Regions from separate parts of the Mus musculus genome. Here region 2 is linked to region 1. A link is a loop called in an ENCODE intact Hi-C map of the cell type or tissue named here. Cell type or tissue: left cerebral cortex. All regions are shown on one strand.

Region 1 (8,000 bases):
TATAGACACATGGGCTAACGCGAAGTGGCACACTTTAGGGGGCAGGGTCTACTTGGAGGAAGTTAGGTTATGAAGAACTGCCTCTGAACGGGATATTGGGCCGCCCTTGGCACCTTCTTTCTCTCGGCTTCTCCAGCACCTTGAGCTGTGCAGTTTGGGTTTTCATTAAAATACCCTGCCTCACTACAGGCTCCCATTGTCACACTACCAGAGTTCAAGATTCTACCAGTGAGGGGCTGGTTGTGTGGCTCAGTGACGGAGGCCTTGCCTGCCTACCACAAATGAATCCCTGGGTTCCATCCCCAGTGCCAGAATGAATGAAAGAACAATCCAACAAACGAACAAACACACAATTTAAATGGCAGCACATGAAGCCATCTCCGATCCTTTTCTTCTGGGTGGTGAGCAGCTGGGGTGTGCAGGTTCGAGTCATGGGCACCCCTGGAGGAAAGCAGTTGGCTGTGCATGCCTTTGCCCTGCCATAGCCACTCCCACTAGCCATCAGCAGAGATGTGGCTCTGAATGTGGGTGTTCCTGAGCCTCCCTTTAACTAAGACACTTTCCAAGTCACTGCCTCTGATTCACCAGTGAAGTGTCTGCTCTTCCCTTAGAATCTGTCTTGAATCGCAGCTGCACCCATGACCTTGCCCAGTCATCTCTTTTGCCTGAGCCAGCCCAGGTTCTTGAGTCTGACCTTCAGGTACACATAAGATCCCCACCCCACTACATTCTATTACCACAAGAATAATTAGAGGGTATCTGAGTCTGGTCTTAAACCTCCACTGCTCAAGAACTCTCTCTGGCTGTAACTTAACTGGGGAACAACAACTCTTGGAGCCCAAGCACAAGTTTTTCCTGTGGTCTAGCCTTGCCTATTCTGTTCCCTTCCCTACATTTTCCTCTAAGTCTGTCTCTCACTCACTCTTTTTCAGCCATGCTAGTCTCTTTCCCATTCCTGGAACACCCCTGCCTCCGAGCCTTGCCTCCTCTCTCATTTCCTTCAAAATTTGTTTCTTTTTAGGCAAGGCCTTTTGTCATGCTTTGAATATGCTTGGCCCAGAAGGCACTATTTGGAAGTGAGGCCTTGTTGGAGTAGCTATGTCACTGTGGGTGTGGACTTTAAGAACTTCATCCTAGCTGCCTGGAAGTCAGTATTCTGCTAGCAGTCTTTGATGAAGATGTAGAACTCTCCATCCTCCTGTACCATGCCTGCCTGGATGCTGCCATGTTCCTGTCTTGATGATAATGGACTGAACCTCTGAACCTGTAAGCCAGCCCCAATTAATTAGTTGTCCTTATAAGAGTTGTCTTGTTCATGGTGTCTGCTCACAGCAGTAAAACCCTAATGAAGACACCTTTCCTAACAAGTTTGTTTTCTGGAGACAGCATCTCACTATGCCTAGTCTGGACCTGGCTGTTCTTGAACTCACACAGATCTGCCTGTCTCTATCTCGAATGAGGCATGTGCCAGCACCCCTGGCTATAAAGTCACATCTGTGGGGCTGCAGTGAAGCCTGGCTCAAGTTCTGCACTCCTCAGCTCCCTGCCCCTTCCCAGATGCTTCCTGGAGGTTCCACAGGGTATAATTTACTTACTTGTCTTGCTTATTATTTATTATTTCTCTGACTTGAACAGCTACACAACAGTGCCCCTCCCTGACATGGATGCTGCCTTCCCAGCAGTTACAACAGGACCAGGCTCATTGTAGGTGTTCATTAAATACAGAGTGAAAGGGGACGAGAAAGCAAAGGTGCCGACCTCTCCCAGGCTCAGCAGTTAGGGGCCACGCTAACTCTCCCCACATCCTTGCCTGGGTGGCGCTTAAGGCTTGGGGATACTTACACGGCTATGGACATGTTGGCTGCAGACAGGGGACTCACTTCTGCTACCTCCTTGGCTTTCTGTAGAGCCAGCTTCTGATTGGCTGCCTCTTCCTCTTCTTGCTCATCCTGGAAGGTAAGTGGGATTCTTGTTCACAAGAACAAAGGGCCTGGCGGGGGTGGGGGGCACTTCCCACCTCCAGGGGGGGATTTCCCACCTCGCTGCCAGCTGGGGCAAAAGTGAAGTACTGAGAAGTAACTTCAGCTTGGACCTTCACCAGTTAGAACCAAGCCCCCCACCCCACCCCCCACCCCCGTCAGACTGGGTGGTGAAGTATACTGCCATTCCCGTGTGGTCATGCTGGCTTGCTAGCTTATTAACCTTGGTAGCCCAAGCTGGTTTGGAACTTGAGATGGTCTCAGCCCAGCCTCCCCAGTACTAGAATAACAGGCACATGCACGCATGCCTGGCTACCCTGCCTCTGTTCCCCCAACTGTGTTTCAGGTTTTATGCTAGCTGGAACAGAGCTCTGTCCCTGAGCTGCACTCCCAGCCCTGTGTCTGTAGGTGTTCTGTGCTTTACAGGTCGTTTAAGTGCTCAGAATCCGCTCCCTTCGACATCCCCAGAGGCAGAGCCGTAGGTTCCCCAACTGTCAACAGCCCAAAGGCAGTCTGGGGTTTATAAGATCTATCCGCAGCCCCAACTGTGGGAAGATGGGGAGAGAGGGGTTGGCTTATGGTTTCAATTCATGGCCTAGGTGGTTGGGGACTTAAAGTCATTTCACTATGTCGCAGAAAAGCCCTCAGTTGCCCAGTGTGGTGCAGGTGATGAACGCCATTAATCCTAATGCTCAGGAGGTAGAGGCAGGAAGTTCTCTGTGAGTTTGAGGCTAGCCTGGTCTACATAGTGAGTTCAAGGTCAGCTAGGGCTACAAATTGAGACTCTTTGTTAAAAAAAAACAAAAAAATTGAAAGAAAGGAAGAGAGAGAGAGAGAGAGAGAGAGAGAGAGAGGGAGAGAGAAAGAAAAGAAAAACCCATCAATGGAAAGACAAAGAAAAAACAAGGAGGAAAGAGATAAAACCAAACCCACCAATAAGAGAAGCTATGGGGACTGCCCCCACTTTCTAAGCTCCCCTGGAACAGAAGTAACCTGCACCTTAATCACTGTCAGTGACAGGAGACAGGGTTCCCTGATGTCAGGCACCGTGTCCAGCATCTTTTAGACCCAGGTGGTTGGAACATTGGTCTCAGCCACACTGAAAACGAATGTTTCCCGGCCCCGGCAGCACCTGCAGACCCAGGGCTGCCTTCGGGATCTACACTTTCAGCCGGCAGCTGGGTGGGTGTGAAGCACATTCAGGTTTAATTGTCTCGTGTGCAGTGGAGAAAACCACAAGGTTCAGATTCAGCCAGGGTGAAAATCCCAGCCATAACCACTTATTGCTGTGTGACCCTCAGTAAAATCTCTCCATTTCTCTGTGTCTCTTCTTCATGACCAAGCTTCCAGGACTCCCTGACTCAACCCACTGCACTATTCCCTTCAGCACTAACAAACAGTGCTTTTAAAAATGCATCTGATTTCTGGCCTGCCTCTACAACCTGAATCCTGTCCTCCCAGGGCAGGGACTGTTGTCTGTCTGTCTGTCTTGCTCACCGTACTCTCCCTGGCTTCGAGCCTGTGCTCACTGTTGGTAGTCAATCCATGATTACGGATGAGGCATGGTATCTGTAAAATGTAGCTCAAACAAGTCCCTTCCTTTGCTTGGGGATTACAATGGTGTGAGCCACATGTACAGTGGATGAAGGGGAAGACGGGGGTCTGCAGGGGGATGGCTGCCTTCACTTTGGAGTGTAGCTGGCCTGTCTTCCCATGCCAGCCTCCTGTGTCTTGGATGAGCTCATGGCTGGATCGGACTGTGGTGACACATGCCAGCCAGCTTCATGGTGGCTGAACTCTTGGCTTTGTGCCTGGGGTGGGAGACTTCCGCTTTTCCCTGCCGGAGGTGGGGCTGGGAAATTCTCCCTCCCTCCTGCCAGGGCAAACAGATGGAAGCTTGGCAGCCCCTACCCCTGTAGCCTTGCAGTCCTGGGTTCTGAGGCACTGGGGAGGGGCTCCGGGGCTGGGAGGAAGACTCTGCCTGCAAGCATTGTGTGTTAATTCTGCAGAGCCAGCCGTGGCTGCAGGAAAGATGGTCTCTGTCCCTGACACCTCAAGACTGCACAAACTGCGGTTTCTCTATGTTTTCTCCTCCAAGGCCGATGAGCCCAGCTCTGGCACATGGGCCCCACTCATCACCACCTTGTCCAGGGTTTTCTGCGCAGCCCATAATCTGGCTGCTCTGTTCACAGCCACCAGGGGGCGTGAGCTGCTTTGCAGAAAGCAGGGTTTCCTCCCCCAGGCCTGACTGGCATGGACCTGAGGACACTTAGGATGCCGGAGGATGCCTTGAGGGGCACGTGATGCCAGCTTGTCCCCAGATAATTCAGCGTCACTGAGTAGGAATGAAACCTGGGCTTCATCTCACCCGGTGACTTTTCTTCCCGAGTTCCTGCCCCAGCTCTTCTCTGCCCTTTGTAGGGCTCCATCTTTGCTCTTGCAGTTCCTGGTGTATGGCACTGGCATCTACCTTCCCTGGCCTTGGCTTTCCCACATGTGGTGTGTGTGTGTGTGTGTGTGTATACACACACACACACACACACACACACACACACACACACACATGCATATCTTTTTTTTTTTTTTTTTGAGGGAACACAGGTTCTTTATGTGGCACGCGTCTTAAACTTTCAATCCTCCTACCTCAGTTCTGTGCTCAGTCACACACCACCACGCTGGCTGCATGATGCTTTAAGTAGTGGCCATACCATCTGCGACCATGGATCTTTTCTTTCTGACCCTCAGTTTCCCCTTCTCCGAAGGAGGACTGGAGTGGAGCCTGGCACCTGGACCACAGCTCTGTACTGTTGTCCCTTGGAAGGCCAGCCTGAGGGCATTCCATCTGGCTAGTTCCTCAGCACAGGGTCACAGGTGGAAACATAAGCCTGCAGACCCACCCTGTCTTCCCAGCCAGGTAACCTGTGCACCTTGTCTCGAACCTCCTATCAACTGTCCCCTGGCATGCTCCCTGTGGAAGTCAGAAGGAGGGTGATTTGGGGGAAGGGGCAACCCTTGTCACTGTGTCTGAGCCTTGCTAGCTCCAGCTCTGCCAGAGGCCCTACCAAGTCACTCCTTGCCCCATCCTTTGGCTGGCAGCAGTGCCCATTATCCTGAAAGTCCTTATTCCTCAAGCCTTTGGGTGCAGGCTCAATATCTGTCCTCAGAAGCCACCTTACTGTCCCCTTCCCCTTCTGGGCTACAAACTATCTTGATCAGGGATGGCATGGCTCCAGGAGAGGTGCCCAGTGCTCCCATCCCCAGCAAGAGCCCTGACCCAGCCCCCACATCCCTCCAAACCCTGCTGTCATGATCTGCCATGAGCAGGTGGTTACTGTGCCCTCCACCTTGGTGAGCTCCTGGGCATTGGCCAGGTTGTCCACTGCGATGGCCAAGAACACGTTCAGCAGGGTGTCTGTATGTCGAGTCAGGGAAAGCAGCTGATGGAAGGAAGCTCACGGCCTGGTGGGGCTGGTGGAGCCTGGGCATTTGGGTCCCGCCTGCTCCACCCACACCCAGTCTGTCCCTGGTGCCCACGAAGGATACAGTTCCCGAAGAGGGTGAGGACGATGAAGTAGATGGAGAACACCATGCCGCCCTGCACGCCCCCCTGAGACTTGATCCCATCATACATGACCTCATTCCAATCCTCGCCAGTCAGGATCTGAAAGATAGGGACAAACACACAGCCAAGCCCCTCTCAGCCACCAGCTCATTGGAGCCACAGCTTCGGCCATGTCTGTCAGCCCAACCCCAGCCCAGGTCTTCTGGAGCCCTTGTGAACTTCTATCTCTGTGCCTGTGGCTGGGGGTTCTCAGCTTGGCTGTGGGAAATAGGGGATATGGGTGTCTCAAGGCTTTTGGTGACCCGTCTTTTCTGATGTGACACAAGTGTTAGCTCTGGACTAAATGGGTCCCTGTCAAGCTCCAAGGCAGAAGCTCAGCTCAGAGTGAGTTGGTATTTGGCAATTTAGCGAGACCCTGTCTCTAACAGCAAACAACAATTTAAAAAGGCACCGATTCTGGGGATGGAGCTGGGTGGCAGAGTGCCTGCCTAGCTCACATTTGCCAATGGTTATTGGACCTTCTAAGAAGTACCTGGGGTGACATGGGGTCAAGAGGGTGAAGCCTGTATTCCGGCTTGGAGGAGGAGGAGGGAGAGAAGGAGGAGGAAGAGGAAGAAGGAAGAGGAAGAAGAGAAGGAAGAGGAAGACAGAGGTTTGGGGATGTAGCTCAGAAGATGTAGCAAGTGTAGAGCATGTGTTTAACATGTACAAAGTCAGGATTTCTATCCCCAGGACCACATAAACCAGGCATGGTGGCACAAGCCTGCCATACCAGCACTGGGGAGGTGGGCATGAGAATGAGTTGAAGGACAGCCTTAGCTATACAGCTAGCATGAGGCTAGCCTGGGCTATATGAGATTCTCTGTCTGTCTGTCTGTCTGTCTGTCTCTCTCTCTCTCTCACACACACACACACATGCCATAGTGTTAGTGTGAAGACCAGAAGACAATATGTACGAGTCCGTTCTCTCCTTCTACCACATGAGCACCAGAGATAGGACTCAACTTGTCAGACTTGGGGATAATCATGTTTGCCTACTGAGACATGTCATTGATCTGCCTGCCTGCCTGTCTGTCTGTCTGTCTGTCTGTCTACCTACATACCTACCTATCTATCTATTGTCAGGGTCCCACTATGTAGACTAGGGATTAAAGGCCTATATCACCATACCCAGCCCTCCTGTCTTTTAAAATGAAAACAACAAAACAAAACAAAACAAAAAACCACTACCCCAGTTTCTTTCCTTCTATTTACAGTCTCCTGAGGATAAAGGAAATAGGAAAGAACTCCTCTGCTATGGCCAGGCTTCTCAGCCTGGCACTGCTGGTCCAGGGTGGGTCATTCTCTGGGAGGAGCAACCCATGCCTGCCCAGTGCTGAACATCCCTGGCCTCTGATAACCAGATGCCAATGTCATCTGCTTACCCCAAATAGGTATGACCATCAGCAGGGTCTGCAGACAATCAATCAGCAGGGTCTGCAGACAATCAATCAACAGGGTCTGTGACAATCATCGGGGTCTGCAGACCATCAACAGAGTCTGCAGACACTGTCCCTGTCCTGGGAGGAGCTTGGGCCTGCCAATCATCTGCTCTCTGGCTCTGGGTGTTGCTTCACAGCTGTCTTCTCTCAAGCCAGCCTGGCAGTCGCATTTAGAAACTGCCAGCTTTTTAAGAAAAGGAAGGATGGAGGCCATATTCTCTACATAGTCTGTTCTCTCCCAAAGAAAAAACCTCAATCTGAGTATGTTAGAGATCTCTGATCGGCCACTCTCCAAGCCTCAGTGAAGGAAGCAAGCCGTCTTGTCCTGGAACACGTGGAGACTCCTGCTTCGAAGATGGGTAGAGGTATCAACCAGGCCTTTCCCTTTTTGTTTTGTCTTGTTTTGGGTGGGATCTCATAGCCTGACCTTGAACTGGAGTTCCTCCAGTCTCAGCCTCCTGAGTGTTAGGATTACAGGTGTGTGACATTACCCTGGGCTCTCTTTTCATTTTGGCTTCCCTTCTTCCTTCCTCCCCCCCCCCTTATGTCTTTCTATCTGTCTTTCTTTTCTCTTCCTCAGTGTCTCATGTAGCCCAGGCTGACCCCAAACTCATTGTAAACTGAGGATGACCTTACATCCTCTTGCCCCAGCCTCCATGTCCTGGGACAATAGTCCAATGTGCGTCATGCCTAGCCAACTTTGCTGGTTGCATTCTGATACTTAAGAACCTGGAGCCCTGGAGGGATGTCTTATCTTAGGGAAGCCAATTCCTGGACATGGGGAAGAATTGAGTGATTGTTCTTCTGATGGAGATCAGCTTCCCCTGACACCTCCTTCCAGTCCTTCCAGCGTGGGGCAGACAGTCCACTTCACCTTCGCAGGGAAACCTCAAGCAAGGCTCTTCTGTACCTCGACTGGCCCGGGTGCTTTCCTGTGTGGCCCTGTATGGCAGCCTATATGCTTTTTCTTTGTGTTTG
Region 2 (8,000 bases), 190 kb after region 1:
GTAGAGCAGAGAGGCTTCTCCCAGAAGTCACTCTCAGGGCCAGGGCAGCAGCTCTGCTTTCTGTAACCACAGAGCCACACCCTGGTCCCAGGCCTTCCCACTCAGCCGTGTGCTCTACTTACCTGGTCAGATGTGGAAATCCAAGATGCACTTAAAAAATGGTTGGCTCTCTGGGTCTACAGACTCAACCATCTGGAGATTGAATGTATCTAGGAGGGGAAATGGCCCCTGTGCTAAACACACACCGGGTGAAATAAGAGCAAAAACAAAACAAAACAACAAAAAATCTGCTAGGTTTTGTTTGGTTTGTTTTTGCAGAGCTCTAGGATTTCAAACACCTTTTAATGTGATTACTTTCTTTCTGTCTGCTACAATCATCTGAAATCAATTCAGAGAAGGGGGGATCCCTTGCCTTCCCTGGACTGTGGAGGACTTATGAGGCCTGGTGTGGATTTCACCTGCCCAGCTTTCTACTTCAGCTGCATCCTGTCACTTGAAGTCCCCTTAGTGTGTCTGGGATGGGCACACAAGTTCTAAGTAGATTCGCCATCATATTCTGGAAAGGGGTTGAGCATCTGTGGCTGGGGTCCCTTCCCTATACCTGCAAATGACATCACTTCTAGAATATGGATGCTCTGGATGCATCTGAGACCCAGCAAGGGACCTGGAAGGATCAGGGAGCTTTCTCACAAGAAAGCAACTGCTCTCTACTGGCTGGGATGCGACCATCTCGGTATCTGAACAATCATCTAGACTGTGCTTCCTCACGGGAAGCCACTGGACCTCAAGGAATGAGAATCCATACTGGAATCAGACCAGGATTACTCTGCTCCCAGGAAGCTCTGGGCATGCTTTGCTTTTGATCTGTTTGTGTTGAACTGTGTTTTCACCCCAAAGTGGATTTGTGACATCCAAACTGCAAATGAAGAGCTAGAGAGAGCCTCAGATGAGCATAAGTGGGAGAGGGTAAGGCACTGAATATGGGTTAAAGTACACAGAAGTGTGACCTCGGCTGGGGAAAGGGCACAGATGCCAAAATTCTTATGAAGACATGAGTCTGAGATTCAGAACATACATTTAAAAAGGAGGAGGAGGAGGAGGAGGAAGAGGAAGAAGAAGAGAAGGAAGAAGAGGAAGAGGAGGAAGAGGAGGAAGAGGAGGGGAGGGGAAGGAGGAAGAGGCAGCAGCACAAAGCAACAGAGCTGGAGAAGTGGCTCGAACACTAAGGATGTTGAGTTTGGTTCCCAAAACTCATGCAGGGTGTGGCTCATAGCATATCTAACTCCAGTTCCAGAAATCCAGTGACCTATCCTGGCCTATTTGGGGACTCATTCTTGTGCACAAATCCATGCACAGGAATACACATATACACATTAGAAGGGAATGAAAGAACTTGAGAAATGGCTCAGAGGTTATAAGTATTTGCTACTCTTGCAGAGGACCCAGGTTCAGTTCCCAGGTCCACACAGAGGCTCATAACCGTCAGTAACACCATTTTCCAGGGTTTCTGGTGCCCTCTTCTGACCTCTGCAAAAATCAGGCATGCATTCAGTACAAATACACACATGTAGGCAAAAGTCTCACATACATACATACATACATACATACATACATACATACATACATGTATATATAGGCAGGTCAGGTCTAGCAAGGTGGCTCAACGGATAAAGGAGTCGCCTACCAAAACTGAGGGTCTGAGTTTGAACCCCAGGATCTGCGTGATGGAAGGAGAGAATGACTTCAAAAAGTCCCCCAACCTCCACATGTGTACCCTGATATGCAACCTCATAAACACAAAAAATATAAATGTAATAATAAAAATAATAACAATGATGATTATAAAAGCTAGGCAGGGTGGCACAAGTGTGTAATCTCAGCACTGGGGCTGTGGAGACAGGCAGAGCCCTTGGGGTCACCAACCAGCCAGCCCAGCCTCATGAACAAGTTCTAGGTCAGTCAGAGACCCTGCCTCAAAACCTAAGTGATAGGCGTTGTAAGCTCAGAATCGTCCTGTGCTGGTGGTGAAAGCCAGGGAGAGACGGGCCAGCGTAAGCTCATGGACCCCACAAAGAGGAAGGATGGATCAGCACTGTTATAGACTTGAGACCTAAGGCACAAGTGAATCCTACATCAAAAGTCCTATGCCAGGAGGGAGACTTCAGGGACATGTGCTTGCAAGACACTTAGGAGCCAGCATAGAGCATGGAGAGCCTGCCAGGCACTGGGGGGGGGGGAGGGACACCCCAGAGCCTCTGTAGACCTTCCTTTGTGGCTTGAAGCCAAGGCCACTATTCAAAGGACAAAAAGAGGGTCTCTCTGCCCTGCAAGCCAGCCAGCTGCACTGGAGAAGCAGCGCCCTGGGACCAGACCTATTTCTTTTTAATATCAACTAGGCTAGAATTGTTCAACCTTCCTTCCCTTAAAAAAAAAAAGAAAGAAAGAATAGAAAGAAAGCGTTCTGATTCCTAAGCAGGTCCTGTCTAAAAGCCAGGTTTCATCTCTTTTCTTTTCCTTATGGAGACGAGGCCCTGAGACCATTTGTCCCTTCTGCCTGGTACAGAGAATGTACGCCAAGTGTCTTTGAGCCCACACTGTAGAGAAGCTGCCGCCTGAGGCTGCAGAGAAGAATCAGTGCGGAAAGCCTTCTGAGCATGAGGACCTGAGCTTCATCCCCAGGACCCATGGAAAAAGCCAGACATCTTGCAGCCTTGTATCCCTAGCATGGGGAGGGGGAGGGGGAGGGGAGACCGGAGGATCCCAGGGTTGCTGGGGCTGCAGAGCAGACAGCTAGCCTAATGATGAGCCCCAGGACCCAATGAGAGACTTGTGTTAAAAACCAGAGTGGAAGCCAGGCATAAATGGCACATGTCTTTAATCTCAACACTCAGGAGGCAGAGGCAGGTAGATTTCTGTGAGTTCAGGTCGGCCGGGTGTACATAGTGAACAGCACAGCCAGGGTTACAGAGAGAGACCTTTCTTTAAAAACTAAAACAAAACAAAACAAAACAAAACAAAACAAAACAAAACAAAACCAGAGTGGAGGTCTCCTGAGAAATTATGCTTGTGATTGACCTCTGACCTCCACATGCATGCTCACGTGTGTATACACGCCTGCACGCACAAACATGTATAGACCCACGAACAAAAGGAAATGTTTGCCACCCAGAGCTGGATGCTATCGCTGTCTCAACTTTACAGACAAGGAAACCAGACCATAGAGAGGACGAGGTTTTCCGCTCTCAGGGTCAGCCGCGTAGACCCTGATAGACCTGGGATTCAAACTCTGTCCACATGCCAGGCGAGAGTCCAGCCACTAAGACAGCCACAATCCCTTGCAATTGATCTTGGAAGTTTTTCCTTTATTATTATTGTGTATGTGAGTGCTCTCACACCTGAGCCACAGCATGCAGAGAGGGTTCAGACGGTAATGTGGAACCGTGTCGCTCCTGGCACATTTACACAGGTTCCAGGAATTGAATTCAGGTCTCCAAACTTGTGCATAAAGCCCAGCTAGCCTGCCTGCAACTGATCTTTACCAGATTCATTTCGCATTTAAAAAGAACTGGTTTGTGTGAGGACTGGTATGGTGAGAAATGACGTCTTGAGGGCTCTGCGACCAGTGTCTCAGAACACTGCTCCCTAAAGCTGGGAAGCGAAAGGCCAGGAGACACAACCTGGGATCTGCGTTTTCGGCTTCTGAGGCCTGGTACCTGCTCAGCTCGTGGACCACAGCGCCTCCTGGTGGTCTGCCACAGAACCTTCAAGCGGGAACCCGGCGGTTCTAAACCACTGGTCCGCAAACGCAGTTCCTAAAAGGTTCTAAAGGATGCATTTTTCAACACGGGGAGCCAGACAAACACACACAGTTCCGCTGTTTGAGGTAAAATTATCGCCAAATGTTCCCGGGAGTAAGGAAATGGTGTCTCATAAAAACACTAAGGGGGATGATGCTGAGGAGACAGCTCACACAGTAAAGCGCTTGTTACACAAGCTTAGGACCTGAGAACCAATGTAAAATTCCAGCAGTGGCAGGCAGTGTGTGCTGGGGCTAAACCAACAAGGCTCATAGTTAAGAGCGCTCCCTGCGGGCTGGAGAGAAGGCTCTGGCGGTTGAGAACACTAACTGCTCTTCCGGAGGTCCTGAGTTCAATTCCCAGCAACCACGTGGTGGCTCACAACCATCTGTAATGGGATCTGATGCCTCTTCTGGAGTGTCTGAAGACAGCCACAGTGTTCTCATATAAATAAAATAAATAAATCTTTAATTTAATTTAATAAATCTTTAATTTAAGTCTCTCAGACTTAAATTTTAAAAAGCCCCCCTCTGGGAAGTGAGGCAGAGCTCACCGCAAGGTCTGCTGGTGACCTCCTTGGGCACCTGGGGAAGGTCACCAAGGTTGTCCTCTGGCTCAGCACACACCTGCATGCAAACATACACATATCTGCAGTCATATGCATCTCCACACACTGACCGTGAATGTCCAGGTAAGTACTCATAAAACTCCTAAAGTCTGGACTGCTGAGATGAGCCCCGAAGGCTACATGCTGAAGCCCGTGCTGGTGTTCGGGAGTGATGGATGGGACCAGTGAGGGGTGGGGTCTAGTGAAGAAACTGAAGTCACAGGGGATTGACCCCCAACAGGGATTTAGAACCCCGATCCCTCTCTCCTCCCAGAATACCTCTCAGTGAGTTCTGCCTCACCATATGCAACACACCATGACGTGCCTCATCACAAATACAGCCCAGAAACTGAAGCTGGTGAGCATGGACTGCAGCCTTGGAAGCTGTGAGTCTGCAGCACAGGTTAGTAATAACATCACCTGAAAACAGCTAAAAGAAAGGATTTCAGCTATTCGCTCCCTGCGGTATGTCTAAAGTGATAGTTATCATAGCTCACCGGCTTCTCCCTCATTTCTCAGTGAGCTCAGGTGGATTCAGGCTCCCATGCACATGTGGATCTGGTGGCCATCACAGGCTTCACTAGACAGAGAGTGAGTCAGCAACAGTGGAGCTTTCTGGAGGGTCTGGGGATGGAGCCTCAGGCTGCAAGGATGCTAGGCCAGCACCCCACCACTCCTATCCCCAGCCCATCCATGCAAGTTTAAGAAAAAAGTGGGGGCGGGGGAGAGAGAGATCTGGAAAGATGGCTCAGTGATTAGGACCACTGGTTGTTCTTCCAGAGGACCTGGGGCTAAAGTCACAGATGGTTATGAGCTGCCATTGTGGTTGCTGGGAACTTCTGGGGTTTGAATAAGCATGGCACACAGACATGCATATAAAATAAATACTTTTAAACGTTAAAAGAATTAATTCCTATATCCTTGAAGAGCTTACAGATATGGTTTCAAGATTCTATTTCTTCTATAGTTTCCTGTAAGAGTAAGAAATTATTGAGCTGGTGGAGTGTGGTGGGCTGTGTATATAATGCCAGCATTCCAGGGGCTGAGGTAAGAGGATCTAAGACCTGCCTGGGCTACACAGTGAGGCTGTCAAAGGGTGGTGGGAAAACTAGACAGAATCAGGCGTTGGGGGCACATCTGCAGTCCCAGCACTGGGTACCAAGCAGGAGGGTCACTCAGTGCCAGACCAGCCTGGGCTGTAGACTGACACCCTGTCTCAAAAGGAGGGAAGGAGAGACTCCACTCATCCTAAGAGACACCAAACAGTACTGATCTAATTTGCTTGTCAACAAAGGGTAGCCAGAACTGATGATGGAGGATCTCAGTCATTGCCCAGGTGGCTAACCTTGCTCCTTAGCTCCAAGGTGAAACTCCAGGTGGGGAGTTTCAGCCACAGGACCACAGAAGCAGCTCAGATAACCCAGGCACACACTGTAGGACCCACTGGGGGTCTCTTTCTCCTCTCTCCTCACTCCTCTCCTTCCTCTCCCCTCTCTTTCTCTTCCCTCTTTCTTTCTCTCTTCCTCACTCCCTTCCTTCTTTCCTTCCTTTATTTTACAAAGGATTTGAGTGTGTGAGTGAGTGTGTGTGTGTGTGTGTGTGTGTGTGTGTGTGTGTGTGTGTGTGTGTGTGTGTGTGCTCACTGATACCCTTGGAGACCAGATCCCTTGGAGCTGGAGTCACAGGCATTTGTGAGCCACCTGAGGGGAGTGCTGCGATCTGAACCCCAGTCCTTATGATTGGGAAGAGTTCATGACCACTGAGCAAACCCTTAGCCTGCCTCAACAACCCCTTTATCTCTTTATGTTTTTAGAGAGAGGTTTGGTTTTGTTCAGTTGGAGGAGGGGTTGTTTTTTGAGACAAAATTTCATAGCCCAAGCTGACCTTCAGTTTTCTATGTAGCCAAGAACTCCTACCTCTGCATCTCCAATGCTGGACTTACAGATCTGCATCACCCACCACACCTGGGTTTCTGTGGTGCTGGGGTAGAACACAGGACCTAGTACAAGCTGGGCCAGTGCTTCACCAAGACACAGCACCGGTCTTTGGGGGGTTTTGTTTGGTTTTTCTTTAAAACAGGATTTTGCTCTGCAGACCAGGCTGGCCTGAAATTTTCTATGTAGTTGAAGATGATCTTGAATCTCTGATCCTCCTGCCTCCACTTCCCAGCTGCTGGGATGGCAGGAGTGGGCTTACCATGCCGGGGGAAGAGCAAGGGAAACGGAGAGCAGAGAGGGCTTTAAACAACAGAAAAGTTTAGTGAAACCTGAAATTCCAGCAATTCTGACTTAGAATATAATCTCCAAAGAACTGAAGGGGGTGTCCGAGGGGACACTTGTATACCCATGCTTAGTGTGGCTTCATACACAGAAGGGAGCCAGCATGAGTCCCATTGCTAGGTGGGCAGGTAAGAGGTGCAACAGTCTAGAGATACAAAGGAATATTACTCAGCCTTAAAAGAGAAAGATGGACTGGGAGGATGGTTCAGTGGTCAATTCTCGGACATGAGGACCAGGCATAGTGGTGCACACCTGAAATCCCAGCACTGGGAGGTCATGGGCTCCCTGAGGCTCCCTGCCTGACCAGCCTTGGCAAATTCCTGATCAGACAAGAACACCTGAGGTTCACCTTCACACACACACACACACACACACACACACACACACACACACACGAGGCAGACAAATCCACACACAAAGGAAGGGAACTTTAGCCCAGCCTGGTAGCACACACCTGCAATCCCAGCACTTGGGAGGCAGAAGAAAGGGGAAAGGAGAGGAGGGGAAGAGGGGAGGGGAGAGCCAGTAAGGACGTCCTGATATGGTTACTCCACAGCACAGACGATCTAGTCAGAGCGATGGCTACTCAGAGACTCCATTCCTAGGAGCTCCTAGATCAATAGCCTCAAGGGCCAGTGGCCAGTGCTGTATAAGGGACCCACTTCCAGATCTGGGTCTGGATTTTGATGTTTCTGAAGCCACTGCTTGTTCAGCTGTGTGCTCTGTGTACTTCTCCATCATAAAAACAGAGCTGATGATCAAACATAGCACAGAGCATCACCCACATCCCCACCCCCCAAAGAGATCAGGTCGTGTGCGTTAGAGATGGACTGAAGTTTATAAAGGCAGTTAAGGGCTGAGATTTGCTTTTAAATTCTCAGAAAATAAGGGGGGGGGCATGGTCTTGTGGCCTGAGCCTGAAGATCCTAGTGAGTGTTGAATGTGATCATAGACTTGTGGGGTTCCAGCAACTTATACTGCACTGAACATGTCCAGAATAAGACAAAGAAGAACCCAGAGGGAAGGCAAAGTCCACAGCAGGAGGTTAGCTGCAGTTGAACTTGGAGCCAATGTCTCGTTCCAGTTACCACAAGTGCTCTGAGGACATTTGAGAATGAAAGCTTGCTCTAAGCTTCCTGCTCATAAGGGCCTTGCTGCAGGGGAAGCCACAGCAGAGTCTGTGGCAGCCACTCACACTGCACCTCCAGGGAAGAGCAGAGAGGGATGACTGAGGCCTGTGTGCTGGCCCTCTGTCTGCTTTCTCCTTTTTACAGTTTGGGGACCCATGAAGGTCAAGAAAGGAAGCCATCTGCAGGG

Evidence for each region. A loop is a pair of places that touch in the nucleus more often than their neighbours do. Peaks named below come from ENCODE experiments on the same cell type or tissue, not always from the same donor. Only the 100,000 strongest peaks of a DNase experiment are listed, where the experiment ranks them.
Region 2: it touches region 1 in a loop (7-fold over the local background); 21 of 42 quality-filtered maps call a loop at or near these places.

The regions. Positions count from the first base shown.
Region 1 is chr8:84,550,653-84,558,652 of GRCm38, reverse strand. Cacna1a (calcium channel, voltage-dependent, P/Q type, alpha 1A subunit) reads right to left here. Exons shown (of 47, transcript NM_007578.3): 16 at 5,523-5,640; 17 at 5,324-5,391; 18 at 1,843-1,949. Among named protein-coding and RNA genes, the nearest start is that of Gm32854, 34 kb to the left of the region's middle. In left cerebral cortex, a CTCF peak has its summit at 4,170 (motif pointing right); DNase peaks (open chromatin) are centred at 3,803, 4,184, 5,475, 7,212 and 1 more place; H3K27ac peaks cover 1,658 bases.
Region 2 is chr8:84,359,652-84,367,651 of GRCm38, reverse strand. It overlaps a transcript of Cacna1a not described here. Among named protein-coding and RNA genes, the nearest start is that of Gm23626, 17 kb to the left of the region's middle. In left cerebral cortex, a CTCF peak has its summit at 3,743 (motif pointing left); a DNase peak (open chromatin) is centred at 3,746.